Linked DNA regions of Homo sapiens: regions 1 and 3 are each linked to region 2. The links are chromatin contacts, found by Hi-C or POLR2A ChIA-PET in ENCODE. All regions are on one chromosome and are shown on one strand. The core of a region is the stretch at or near the end of the contact, and the rest is flanking DNA. Distances in the headings are between cores, read along the strand shown. Region 1 holds the start of GTSE1-DT (GTSE1 divergent transcript). Region 2 holds the start of FAM118A (family with sequence similarity 118 member A). Region 3 holds the start of PPARA (peroxisome proliferator activated receptor alpha).

What was found. A loop is a pair of places that touch in the nucleus more often than their neighbours do. ChIA-PET counts read pairs that join two places held with the same protein, here RNA polymerase II (POLR2A). Pooled maps may share reads with other maps.
Region 1: a loop to region 2 is called in a map with no recorded cell type, with 12 times the contacts of the local background. The contact joins the promoter of GTSE1-DT here to the promoter of FAM118A in region 2. A Hi-C loop is called at or near these places in 1 of 168 maps with a recorded cell type or tissue (natural killer cell), 2 of 37 single-sample maps with no recorded cell type and 7 of 50 pooled maps. POLR2A ChIA-PET finds 5 or more read pairs at or near these places in 1 of 52 experiments (A673).
Region 3: a loop to region 2 is called in a map with no recorded cell type, with 15 times the contacts of the local background. The contact joins the promoter of PPARA here to the promoter of FAM118A in region 2. A Hi-C loop is called at or near these places in 3 of 37 single-sample maps with no recorded cell type and 7 of 50 pooled maps. POLR2A ChIA-PET finds 5 or more read pairs at or near these places in 1 of 52 experiments (naive thymus-derived CD8-positive, alpha-beta T cell).

The regions. Positions count from the first base shown.
Region 1 is chr22:46,294,809-46,298,783 of GRCh38, reverse strand. It overlaps GTSE1-DT (GTSE1 divergent transcript), which reads left to right and starts at 2,124. Exons shown (of 1, transcript NR_024009.1): 1 at 2,124-3,641. GTSE1 (G2 and S-phase expressed 1) reads right to left here and starts at 1,914. Exons shown (of 12, transcript NM_016426.7): 1 at 1,853-1,914; 2 at 1,305-1,404. The coding sequence starts at 1,383. RefSeq lists an enhancer at 1,397-1,506 and a silencer at 1,657-1,856.
Region 2 is chr22:45,307,759-45,311,805 of GRCh38, reverse strand. FAM118A (family with sequence similarity 118 member A) reads right to left here and starts at 1,872. Exons shown (of 9, transcript NM_017911.4): 1 at 1,623-1,872. RefSeq lists an enhancer at 2-810 and a silencer at 1,527-2,206.
Region 3 is chr22:46,148,023-46,151,992 of GRCh38, reverse strand. It overlaps PPARA (peroxisome proliferator activated receptor alpha), which reads right to left and starts at 1,467. Exons shown (of 9, transcript NM_005036.6): 1 at 1,341-1,467; 2 at 23-105. RefSeq lists an enhancer at 727-916 and silencers at 1,127-1,246, 1,397-2,006.

The sequences.
Region 1 (3,975 bases), core at 875-3,374, 990 kb before region 2:
AAGAAGGAGCAGGGGGTGCAGTATGCACGTGGAAAGGACATATTTGAAAGGAAGGACATGACAGGAAGGAGGAGAGGGGTGCAGAGGCAAGCGCCTTGCTAGATATGAAGATGCAACATTGATTTGTAAAGTCTCCAGGACAGTTCCTGCAAAATGGAGGCATTGAGGATGCTTGGGGCCAGGCGCGGTGGTTCACACCTGTAATCCCAGTACTTTGGGAGGCCTAGGCAGGTGGATCACCTGAGGTCAGGAGTTTGAGACCAGCCTGGCCAACATGGTAAAACCCCATCTCTACTAAAAATACAAAAATCAGCCAGGTGTGGTGGCGGGTGCCTGTAATCCCAGCTACTCGGGAGGCTGAGGCAGGAGAATCGCTTGAACCCGAAAGGCAGAGGTTGCAGTGAGCCAAGATCATGCCACTGCACTCCAGCCTGGGAGACAGAGTGAGACTTGGTCTCAAAAAGAAAGGATCCTTGGGTAGTGTGAGAAAACTACCCAAGGGATGTCAAAATGCTTTGTGAGGCTGGGTGAGGTGGCTCACACCTATAATCCTAGCACTTTGGGAGGCCGAGGCAGGCAGATTGCCTGAGCTCAGGAGTTCGAGACCAGCCTGGGCAACATGGCAAAACCCCGTCTCTGTTAAAAATACAAAAATGAGCCAGGTGTGGCAGCGGGTGCCTGTAATCCCAGTTACTAGGGAGGCTGAGGCAGGAGAATCCCTTCAACTCAGGAGAGAGAGGTTGCAGTGAGTACAGATCACGCCTTTGCACTCCAGCCTGGGTGAGAGAGCGAGACTCCGTCAATAAATAAATAAATAAATAAATAAAAACGCTTTGAGAGAAAAAGAGGGTGTGGCCTGTAACTCATTCTGTGAAGCTGTACCCTCACCTTGATACCCAAACCAGTCAAAGACACAAGAAGAAAGGGGTTTGGGGCCAGGCTTACTCATTAACATGGTCTCAAAGATCCTAAATAAGTCTTAGCAAACAGAAACCAGCGACAAACAAAAAAGAAAACATCGAATTCAATACAATAAATATTTGAGAGCCCACAAAGTGTTAGGTGCTGTTCAGGGCATGGGAGCACTGCGGTAAATAAAACGGATGAGAATCCTGGCTGTGATGAAACTTAAAATGGGGAGGAGGTGAAAGAAAACCAGAAAACGAAGGCAGATGTCATGTGTTTCACAGGTGCAGAGTACAAGTCGAGCACTTGAGAAAGAATTTCTCAGGGAAACATTAAATCACCCTCCATCTCTACTGAACATCCTGAACAACAACAGCGCCGCAGCAGCAAGGACTTGCCTTCCTTCTTAGGGTCATCCATGTTCACGTCCCCTGCCCGGCAGGCTGAAGGCTCATCGCGGCCGCCGCCTCCTTCCATGGAGAGAGCTGTCAGAAGTCACTGCAGGGTGGAACGGGGCCAGAAAGTGAGTACGTGTCAGGGCCCAGGGCTCCGGCTTCCTTCAGCCCTCGGCTCACAGAGGCAGAGAGAGCTGAAGGCCGCGGCCAGGTCTGGGAGAGGCGGCGCGGGGGCCGCTCTGAAATGATCGCATCCCAGGGGACCCCAGGGCCCGAGTGCCGCCAGGCCGGGAGTCAGCCCGAACGCCATCAGACGAGATAACGGAATTCTCGGCTTCTGGGCCAGAGTGTTGGGGGCTCTGTTTGCCTGGGGGGCAGCCCTAGACCTCCCGGCATCCCCGACCACGGCGCGAGGGGCCTCAGTGACCCCTGCTCGAGCCCAGGCCCGGCTCCTGGCGGGGCGCGGCCCCTCCCCGTCCCGAAAACGGCGGGCACCGCGCCGCACCGGGCCCACCGGGCAAGCCTCGCCCCCGACCCTGACCCCACCTTACCCAAAGCGGCAGACGATGCAGGACGCGCCTCCGGCACGGATTTAAACGCGGCGCCGGGAGACGCGGGTTGCCGATTGGTCGGTTTGAAAAGGGCTCCGAGAGGCGGCGGGCTGGGTGCGTCCTGGGTATTGTAGTCAGGACGCTGGTAAGAAGCGTCCAGTGCGCATGCGCACTGCTTCAGCGCAGCGAATGGCTCCGCACAGCGCCAGGGATCACCCACCCGGAAGTCTGCCCGGCCTGGCCGCCAAGTGTCACTAGGTATCCGCGTCAAGCCGGAACCATGTATAGCAGCTCCTTGTGTGTAGGGAGAAAGTTAAAACTGCCATCTAAGGGTGTCGATGGGAAGACTAAAAGTAGGCTCACCCACCTGCTGTGAAGCAGCGCGCGCGAGCTGTTACTAACAGTAGTGAAAAGCCGGGATCCCTGCCCCCGAGGCACGCACTGGGGCGCCGGCTGACCCAGAGACCTGAGGGAGACTCATTGCCGGAGCTGCACAGCCTGTGGGGCTGGAGGGGAACCGTCGCCCTTGGCGGGCTTCCCCAACCGCCAAGGCCTGAGGACCGCCGAGGGCGTGGCGGGAGCCTGTCCTCGGTTTTACAGGCCGGCTGGGGAGCTGCGTTGGAGGAGAGAGCCAGGGGCTGGGGCCCGGTGATGGAGCCTGCCTTGGGGAGTGCATGTGTTGGAGAGAGGTGGGAAGCAGATAGGATAACCCTGACCTGAGCCATGGAGACGCAAGGACAGGACTGGTAGACGGGTCAGTGGGCAGCAACTTAAGACTGACCTCGCTTGAGCCTTTGCCTGCGAACGAGGTATAATACCCACCTCGGGGGCTTGAGGATCAAATGAGGGGCTCCACCCACGGCAAAGTGTCACTAAGCGGGATGGAGGAGGATGCAGGAAGAGGAGTCTGGGAGGACCCGCTCTGAAAAGGATGGAACTCGAGAGCACCATTTTCAGGGACGAAGATAAGCTGTTTATTTGGGGCAGGCTGTGGGGAGAGCTGTGCAGCAAACAGCCACCCGGGGCCCAGGGCAGAGGCCTTCCAGGCTGGCTCGGGCACTTCTGGGTCCCATGTCCCTGGTTTTGCATCATCCATACCAATCACTCCATGTTGCTATGTTCCTTCACCAGAAGACTGGGGGCTCAAAAAGGGCAGGGCAGCCCTCACTCACCAGTCTCCCCAGCCTCACCCAGCTCAGCACAGGGCACCAGGCAGGGGCTGAGAGTGCTGGGGTAGGTGGGTGTGGTCAAACAGCTTGGAAAGAGTTTGGCCTGCTCATTGCATTCCCCTCAGCTCATCCTGGGGATGTCTGCTCATGGGAGAATGGCAGAGGGATCCCCAACAGTCATTCCTGATACTCCTCTCCCTGTATCATGTCAGCACATAGTAGGTGTGGCCTATGTATGGCAGATTCATTTCTGCCCCCAATAGGATTTGCTGTAGTTTGGATGTGTGTCCCCTCAAAATCTCATGTTGAAATGTGATCCCAATGTTGGAAGTGGGGCCTGGTGGGAAGTAATTGGGTCGTGAGGGCAGATCCCTTATGAATGGTTCAGCACCATCCCCTTGGTGATGAGTTCTTGCTTAGTTCACACAAGATCTGGTTATTTAAGAGTCTAAGACCTCCCCTTCTCTCTTACTCCTGCTCTCACTATGTGATATACTGGCTCCCCATCACCTTATGTCATGATCTTAAGCTTCCTGAGGTTGCACCAGAAGCAGATGCCAGCACCATACTTCCTGAAAAGCCTGCAGAACTGTGAGCCAATTAAACCTCTTTATAAATTACCTAGCGTCAGGTATTTCTTCATAGCAATGCAAGAAGGCCTAATACAGAGTTTGACTTCATTTATTTATGCCTTCATTCACCAACTTTCACTGACAGCTACTCAGTGCAGGCCATGTGCCAGGTGATGCTGGGGACAGATGCTGTCCCTGACCTGGAGAGGTCATGGCAGGGGTGCAAGAGCAAGGGCAAGTGCCAAGGGCTGAGGGGCACAGAGGCAGCACCCTCACCAGCCTGCAGTGGGGGTTGGCGGGTAGAAGGCTTCCTGGAGGAGGGACCAGGGTTCCCAATTGCACAGCCAAGTCATGTCTTCTTGCTTGGAACCAGGAGAGGGGA
Region 2 (4,047 bases), core at 623-3,122:
CGTTCCAGAAAGCCACAGTCCCCCACTACCACCGCCTTGGTCCAGGTCACCCCCATCTCTCATAGGGTCTTGCTTCCTCCAAAAAAGTCTCCCCACCACAGCCACATGGATGGTTCAAAAACACACCAACTCCCGCCCCTCTCCTCCCAAAGCCCTTCAATGGCCACCCACTCCCTTTAAGTACCAAACCCTCCACTCAGCTTAAACTGGGCATGCTTTGGTCCTGACTGGCTCTCAGAATCACACCCTCTTTCTTGTCACTCCCACCTCAAACCCAGTACTCTGCAAAAGTCCCAGCTTCTCCCATACCAGGTCTCTAGCGAGACACTTCCCTCACTTCTCCCCCTGACCACCTCCCACCTTCCTTCAGCTCAGCTGGATCATTTCTCAGGACAATGGCAGGTGCAGTCGTTCAAGAAAGGGCCAAGGGCACGGTGGGCCTCCGGGAGCAAAGCTGGGTTCTCCGCAGTTAGCATTCACTCCCACGCCACCTTCATTAGGTGTGCTCCAGCCACACCTCCCGCCTTCCAACACTGTGTGCCGTGGCAGCCTCTCTGCCTTTTGACATACTGGCTGTCCCCTGAAACTCTGCCTGGAATGACCCTGGCAAACTTCTCCTCTAGCTCAACCTTCAAGAATCAGCTCACCTGCTGCTTAGCATCTCCTCCCCACGACTCCTAAGACGCCCTCCTTAACACCCACCCCTTCCCAGAATCCCATGCCCACCCAGATGGGTTCCCTGCCAGCGACGACACAGCTTCCTCCAGATAAAAACGACCTACTTGTCTTATGCCCCAGGTCCCTAGGCCCTGACAGCAGGGACCGTCTCATCTCTATTTCCAGTGTCAATTCCTGGAGCCTATCAGGCATTCAAAAACAAAATGTTAGTTCCTTGAATGAAAAAATTAAGGAGGAGACAACCTAAAAGCGTCCCCATGTGCCCTAACTCGCTCCCTCCCCGGTTCGGCCGCCCTCGGCCACCTCAGGTCTCCTGCTCTATAGACTGTCCTGTGGGGCCACCTGAGTCTCAGCAGAACATTAAAACTTAAACCCGGCCCTGCACCTGCAGGCGCGGGGACCACAGCTTAGGAGGTGGTCGTCGGGCGCGCTGTTACCGTCTTAAGTTATCACCAGACCTGGGAACACTTCCACCCACGCCCCGCAGGTCCAGGGACCTCAAGTTGGAGAAACCTAGCCCTGAGATCAGGTCGGAGAGGGAGCCTCAGGGTGGGCGGCACGGGGACCCGGGGTCTCGCGGGGCTAAGGACACTGGGAACCACGGCTCCCCACAGGAAGATGCCCCGGGCCTGGGGGCTTCTGAGGAGGTTGCTGGAAGCAAGTCCCAAGGGAACCTCGAGAGTTTCCGGAACCAACAGTTCTCAGGGCCCACTAGCGGCCGGGGTCCTCAGGGGGTCTCGGAGTCCAGAGAAAATCTTGGAGTTTCGGGGTTCGCGGGCCTGGAGGGGCAGGGCGGATCCTGAGGGGGTCTCGGGGGCAGGGGCTCCAGGGGAAGAGCTGAGAGGGAGTCCTGGGGTGGCCCCGGGGCCGGGGCGGATCCTGAGGATCTCGGGGTCCCCAGGGGCTCCGGATGCAGGGACCGCGGGCCCGCCCCGCCCCCTCACCTGCGGCGCCTCCGAGACGCTGGTCCCAGCTCGCGCTGCCACCTCTTCGCCTCCGCAGCCGGCTACGCCTCCGGGGTCTCTCGGCGGCCGCGCACCCCTGACGCTGGGCGGGGCAAGGGGATGGTTCTCGGGGAGGGGACTGCGCAGGCACGCGGGCTAGAAGCGAGAGCGAGAGCCGGAGTCGGAGCCAGAGCGGACGCCACGCCGCCTCCAGGCGCCCCTCCGCGTTAGCCGGCAGCGGCGCCGCCGCAAACCCTTCCCCCGCGCGCCCGCCCCAGCCGCGTGAACGTTCCGTCCCGAAACCAACGGCCCCGCGGTCCCCGGAGGCCCCGCCCCGGGGAAGGGCGAAGCCAGGACGCGCGCCCCGCCCCGCCCCGCCGCCAGATCCTCTGGCACCGCCCACCTCGGTGACCACGGTCCCGCCCACCGGGGAGGCCACGCCCCCGGGGTCTCCAGCGCAGGCGCGGTCGGATGTGCGGGGGAGGGCTTGCGCTGGGGAGCGCTTGGGCCTAGAGTCCGCGTCCTAGCCCTACCTGGCCCGGCGAGCCGCGCGTCCCGTTTCCTCATTTGCAGAAAGGGGGCGGGAGCACTTTGCAGGGACGTGGCGAGCATCAAGTGCGATCGGAAGCGCTCCTTTGCAACTGCATCCTGCACCACACTTAGGCACAGCTTCTGTCCCCAACCCAGACCTGAGGCTGGTCTCCGTCCCCCAGCAGACTCCTGCCCGCTTAAATTGGCCAGTCACCAGCCCTACCTTCTTTCTTTTTCAGAGTACTTGTCACTCTCCGAAATTAGGTACGCTTGTGACTGGCTCCCACTTCCCCTGAGAGCCGGTACCTTGTCCGTCTTGTCCACTGGGGGTTCCCAGAAGCCAGCACGGCGCTGGGCACACCATGGCCGCCCACATGTTTGTGCGTGCGTGAGTGTCTTCCCCGCGCTCTTCCCTCATCAAGAAATACTCTTCCCCGAGGCTGAGAATTTCTCCTAAAAATACAAGAAATACTCTTCCCCAGCTTAGGTTCGATCCGGCGAGGCCCCCTGACTCCTCGCGCATCCCTGTCGCAGGTGCCGCGTCCGTAAAGGGTGTGATCCTAGCACCTACCTTGTGGGTATTGCGAGGACTGAGATTGTGCGTGGGTGGGCTGGGCACGGGCCCCCTAGCGATCTTATTACTCCTCCTTTGTCTGCCACTGAAGTCTTTTACCTAAACAAGACCCAATCCACTTCCTCTTCCCAGCCTGCCCTGCCCAACCTGGAGTCATTTATTACTTCCTGTCTCCTTGGCACCTTTTTTTCCTGCCTGATTTTAAAGTTGGCTGTTAATATCTCCCCCTACCCTAGCCCACCAGAAAGCTCTCATTTTGTGACAGAAGGTAGTGTTGTGTTAGCGGCCTGTGAAATTTTAGGGGGGGCCAGAGCCCAGAAAACAGTGGGAGCAGTGACTCTGGGATGAAGAGGGCAGCCCCTGGGTGCTCTGTATGTGGGGTCAGGCACTCCCTGAGCACTTTGCATGCGTTCCTTCATGGTGTTCTTGGAACAACCCTATGAGGAAGGCGTCTTCATTGTTATTCCAGTTTAACAAGGGGAAGCTCAGGCCCAAGAGGTTGTGTAGTTCCATGCCTCAGCCCACACATGTAACCACCACTGCATACAGCTCCCCAACCCCTGGAGGTGCGACTTAAATGCAAAAAAAGGCCGGTGGCTCACGCCTGTAATCTCAGCACTTTGGGAGGCTGAGGCAGGTGGATCACCTGAAGTCAGCAGTTCCAGACCAGCCTGGGCAACCTGGCAAAACCTCATCTCTACTGAAAATACAAAAATTAGCCGGGCGTGGTGGCGGACACCTGTAATCCCAGCTACTCGGGAGGCTGAGGCAGGAGAATCACTTGAACCCGGGTGGCAGAGGCAGCAGTGAGCTGAGATCATGCCACTTCACTCCAGCCCGGGCAACAGAGCGAGACTCTGTCTCAAAAAAAATTTTTTTTAATGCAAAAGATATATAATTCAGTTCATGAACACCTGCTCCTGTACTGGGTGCTGAAGCCCGAGACCTGTGGGAGATGTGGCCCCTTCCCTCATGGAGCTCCCAGGCCCCAGCAAGGATTTTGATTAACAGGACCTTATGGGCTGGGTGCTGCCGAGGTCAGTCAGACCCAAGACTCTGCGCAGGGCATCCTCTGAGGGGTGGTGGGACCAAAGCAATCGTAACCTCCAGCCACATTCAGCACCATCTGAGATAGGCTGGGAGCCTCAGCCCCTCCACCCAAAAACTCAGCCAGTCAGCCTTACAAGAGCAAGGACAGCAGGAAGGATGCCTCAGGAACAAGGGCTCCCCTTTTCCCCACATCTGAGAGAAACACAGCTTTTTCTCAGGTTGTGGAAAATTACTGAGAGACACTGCCCCCTGGGCACCTTGACCATTCTG
Region 3 (3,970 bases), core at 218-2,717, 840 kb before region 2:
GTAAATTAAACCTTCTATTTACCTGTGGTGACAGCTTCTCAGTTCTGAGCTTGTCTTGCCACAAACTGTTGAGTCCACAGAGCAGACAGGGCCCTGAGCTTCAGCCTGGCAGTAAGAAGGTGAAGGAGGAAGTGATTACGGTTGTTCTCTGGATGCCCCCCAACTCTTCACCTTGGAAGAGGAAAGTCATGCTGACCCTGCCCCGCAACGACACGGGTGTCGCAGGGTCCTTCCCAGGAAAATCCCGTGTCCTTGCCCTGACCCAGTTCCCCAAGGCACCCTTATCCCAAGGAGGCTGGGAGAGGAGGGGCCTCCCTGGTTTCCTGGCAGGGGTCGGCTGAGGCTGACGTGGGCGTGCAGCCCCGGAGGTCCCACGAAGCCCAGGCCATTGGACAACTGTGGGTTTTTCTTGGAAAGAATCCTGACACTTGGAGCACACTTCCTCTCTTTTAACTTTTAAAAAAGACTTCAGAAAAGCACAGGCGTGCAGTTGTGCCCGGTTGGGGTGCGTGAGGGGGCAGGGCCGACCCTCCTGACTTCCACTGGCACCACCCCGCGCCCCTCCAGCTTCACCCGCACCACGCGGGCCGCGCAGCCCGGGACTCCGGAAAGACCTGGGCGCCCGACCCTCAGCGGCCCCGACCGGGAGCGACGTGGCGCGGCTTCCGCAGAGAAGCCACCCGGCCCAGCGCAGCCTGTCCGGGGTCGCCCCGCCGCGTTGGGGCACAAAGTGGGAACCGTTCCTCAAAGGTGGTCGCAGCTGGAGGAACAAACACGCGCGTCTCCGTCCGACGGCAGAAGCCGGGCGCACCCACCCAGGGTCGGTCTGTCCGGGGCCCGGGTTTCCTCGCCTCGGAGATCCCTGGAGGTCTCGGAAAGCACCTTCTGAGTCGGCGACGCCCCAGCTCCGCTGCGCCGAGGAAAGGGCAAGTCCCGATGTCCCCGCCCGTGGGCCCTCCCTCCGAGGGGACAACCCGAAGACCCAGAGTCGCTGCGGTCCCCAGACCCGACCTCCGCGCAGCGCCAAACCCCAGGGACAGCCGCGGACTCGGGTTCCGGGCAGGCCCCCAGCGCTAGGAGGGAGGCCGAGCTGGGCCCCGAGATCCCTCGCAAGAGTCCTCGGTGTGTGTCCTCGCTCCTCGCCCTCAGGTCCCCAGCCGCGCACCCCGGGCCCCCGGGTCCCCGGGACCCGGAGACCCCGAGACCCCGGGCCCCGCGCATGCGCCGCCCAGCCCCTGCCCCTCCCCCGTCCGCCGCCCTCCGGGTCCCGGGACCTGGGAAGCCCGGACCGCGGACCCCCGCGCGCGTTCCCGCCCGCCCGCCCGCCCGCCCCCGGGCACCTGGGCCGCGGTCCGCCGCCTGCCGGTCCGTGGGGCGAACGCCGAAGGAGGCGGCGCCGGGCAGGGCGCTAGCGGCCGCCTCCGCCCCCGCCGCCCGCTGCCCCCGCCGCGGGGCCGCCGCGTCCACGGCCCATGCCCGGCGCCGCCTCCGCGCGTCCGTGCCAGCCGCGCCCCCGCGACACGCACCGCCCCTCGGCCCGCCCCCTGCCCCGGTCCGCGCGAGCCAGTGTCCCGAGGCCCGACCCGGAAGCCCCGCCCGCCCCGCGCGCCCTCCGGGCCCCGGGCCTCGGCCCCGGGACACACCCCCCGGAGGGCGGCGCCCGATTGGCTGCTCGCGGTGGGCGGGGCCCCGGGAGCGCTCAGCGGCTCCCACCTAGCGCCCCGCGGCCGCTGCAGCCAAGGGAAACTGAGGCCGGAGAGGTGGAGGGACCGTCCAAGGTCACCGATGGGACACCGCTGAGCGTCAGCGCCCCTCCAGCCCGGCGCACCGGGGCGGGGCTGAATTCGAGGCGGGGACGCGCGGCCGCGGGGCGGGTGGAGGTTCCCGCCGGGCGCCCGTGCCACGCTGGCGAGCCCCTCCTGCCTCCTCGATGAGCCCGGCTCTGCTACTCTGTGCGATGAGCCGGTCTAGACCCGGGACCCGGGACCGGGTGCCCTTGAGGCTCAGAAGTGCGTAGGGTGGGAGGCGGCCCGGGAGGGACCTTGTCCCTGGAACCCCAGGATGCAAAATAAGGAGAAGGGGAAGGCGAGCTGGGAGGACAAGGAAACAGGTGGCGGGAGGTGCCAGGGCGGTGTGGTGGGCGGGGGAACGAGGAGGGTGAAGGGCAACGCGGACGGGCTCGGGGAGGCGCCGCCAGCTCCGACCCCACAACCCCACCCCTCTCCAGCGGCCCAAGAGCCATGCCCGCCCCTACTTCATGCGCTGGGGGGTGAGGGGCTGACTTTGTGCCTACGCAAGGCGCTGGGACTCTGCCAGAGCAAGGAGAGGTCGCGGCCCGGTGGCCAATGGCGAGGAGTAGGAGAGCGCCCTGCAAAGCCGCTTTGTTCGGGCCGTGACGCTCGAGCTGCCGGAGCGGAATGCACAAAGCCCCTGGGTGCCGGCACATCAGGGCTCCCCTCCTCGGGAACGCAATGTGTGCTATGCCCGCTCCACTGCCTGCCCTCCGCTGCCAGCTGTGCCTGCCACTGTGCTATTTGTGGCAGCGGGCGCCCAGGAGGACCCACTCCGGAAAGCAAACCCAGATCTCATTAGGCAGGGGAACTGGAGATCAGGCGGGAACTGGCCCTTTCACAAACTTCTCTTAAACTCACCCTTGTTGATTAGCCAGGCACCTATGGTGAACTTTGCCCCACCCTCCAGACACCCACATATCCTTCCCACTGGCACACGGCAACCTCACCTTCTCTTGCACATGTTAGCCAGCAATAGCTATCATTTATGTTGTTTCAGAGTTTATAGGGTGACCTGTACACGTAATATCCTGCATATCTCGTGGGGTGTGCAGGCAGCCACATCCAAGCTTGTCATCCTGTTGTGTTTGGTGAGGGAAGCTGACCCTGGGCTGCCCACGCAGAGCTCAGGGGCTACATCCTCATGAGGACCTCCGGGCTCAAAGACATTACCTGGCATACCCATATCCCAGACTCTCAAGGACCAGGGTCCACACAGGTGTGTGACCCAGATGCACCACCCAGGTCAACCAGGTGTTGAAAGACCTAGTGAACATTCTCATGAACAAGGACAAAGGCTATGTGGGGGTGTGCAGAGTGGTCACGTACACTCAGCAGACATAGGAAAGTGATATTCTTGGGTTTTTTGGGGCTCCCAAGGTTTTAGGGAGAGAAAACTTGTTTTTCATCCATGTGTCCCAGAAATAAGCATTTTCAATCAAATGCTGTCAGCCAGTCTCCCGCAGGCGTCCTGAGGGTAGAAGCAAGTTCAGGACTCTTCTCTTGGGAGTATCCTGGCCAGAAACAGCCCCATATCCATGCTTCCCGGGGGTGGTAGGTTTCTTCTGGGAAACCACGCTCAGATGAGAGAGATGAAGCAATTTTCTGTTGGCCACGAAGACCTTGTCACACACCCAGCATGGGAGCAACTGTCACAAAGGGCACACCCTCACCCCCATTCCCAGCTCCAGGAAGTCTCTCTTTACCTTCTTCAGTGCTGATGAAATGAGGGCCACACGACAGAACAGAAACACCGCTGGCGCAGGGACTGAGTAGAAATCTGTAACTTTGAGGACAAATCAGTGCTCCTGAAAATGTCTCTGAGCACCACCTGAGTTTCCTCTCTGGCGCCTTAGTGACTACTGGGAGCATCTGGTGCATATGGATCTTAGTTCATAGCTACCATTTATGTGGTGACAATGCTGTCTCAGGTCCCTTTTTACATTTTCTGATCCGGAAGATGTTCTGAGGGTAATTATTACTGTGCCCACATTGCAAGATGGAGACTGAGGCACAGAGAAGCCCCATCTGCACTGGGTCCCCCAGGCCAGCGGCAGGGCGCAGGACGGAAGGCAGGTCTGTAAAGCCCACGTCTGCCCTGCTGAGCTGCTCTCTCCTGCAAGTGCTGACCTGCCAGCCAGCCAGAGAAGCCGAGGCTCTCCCACAGCCTCAGGGAAAGA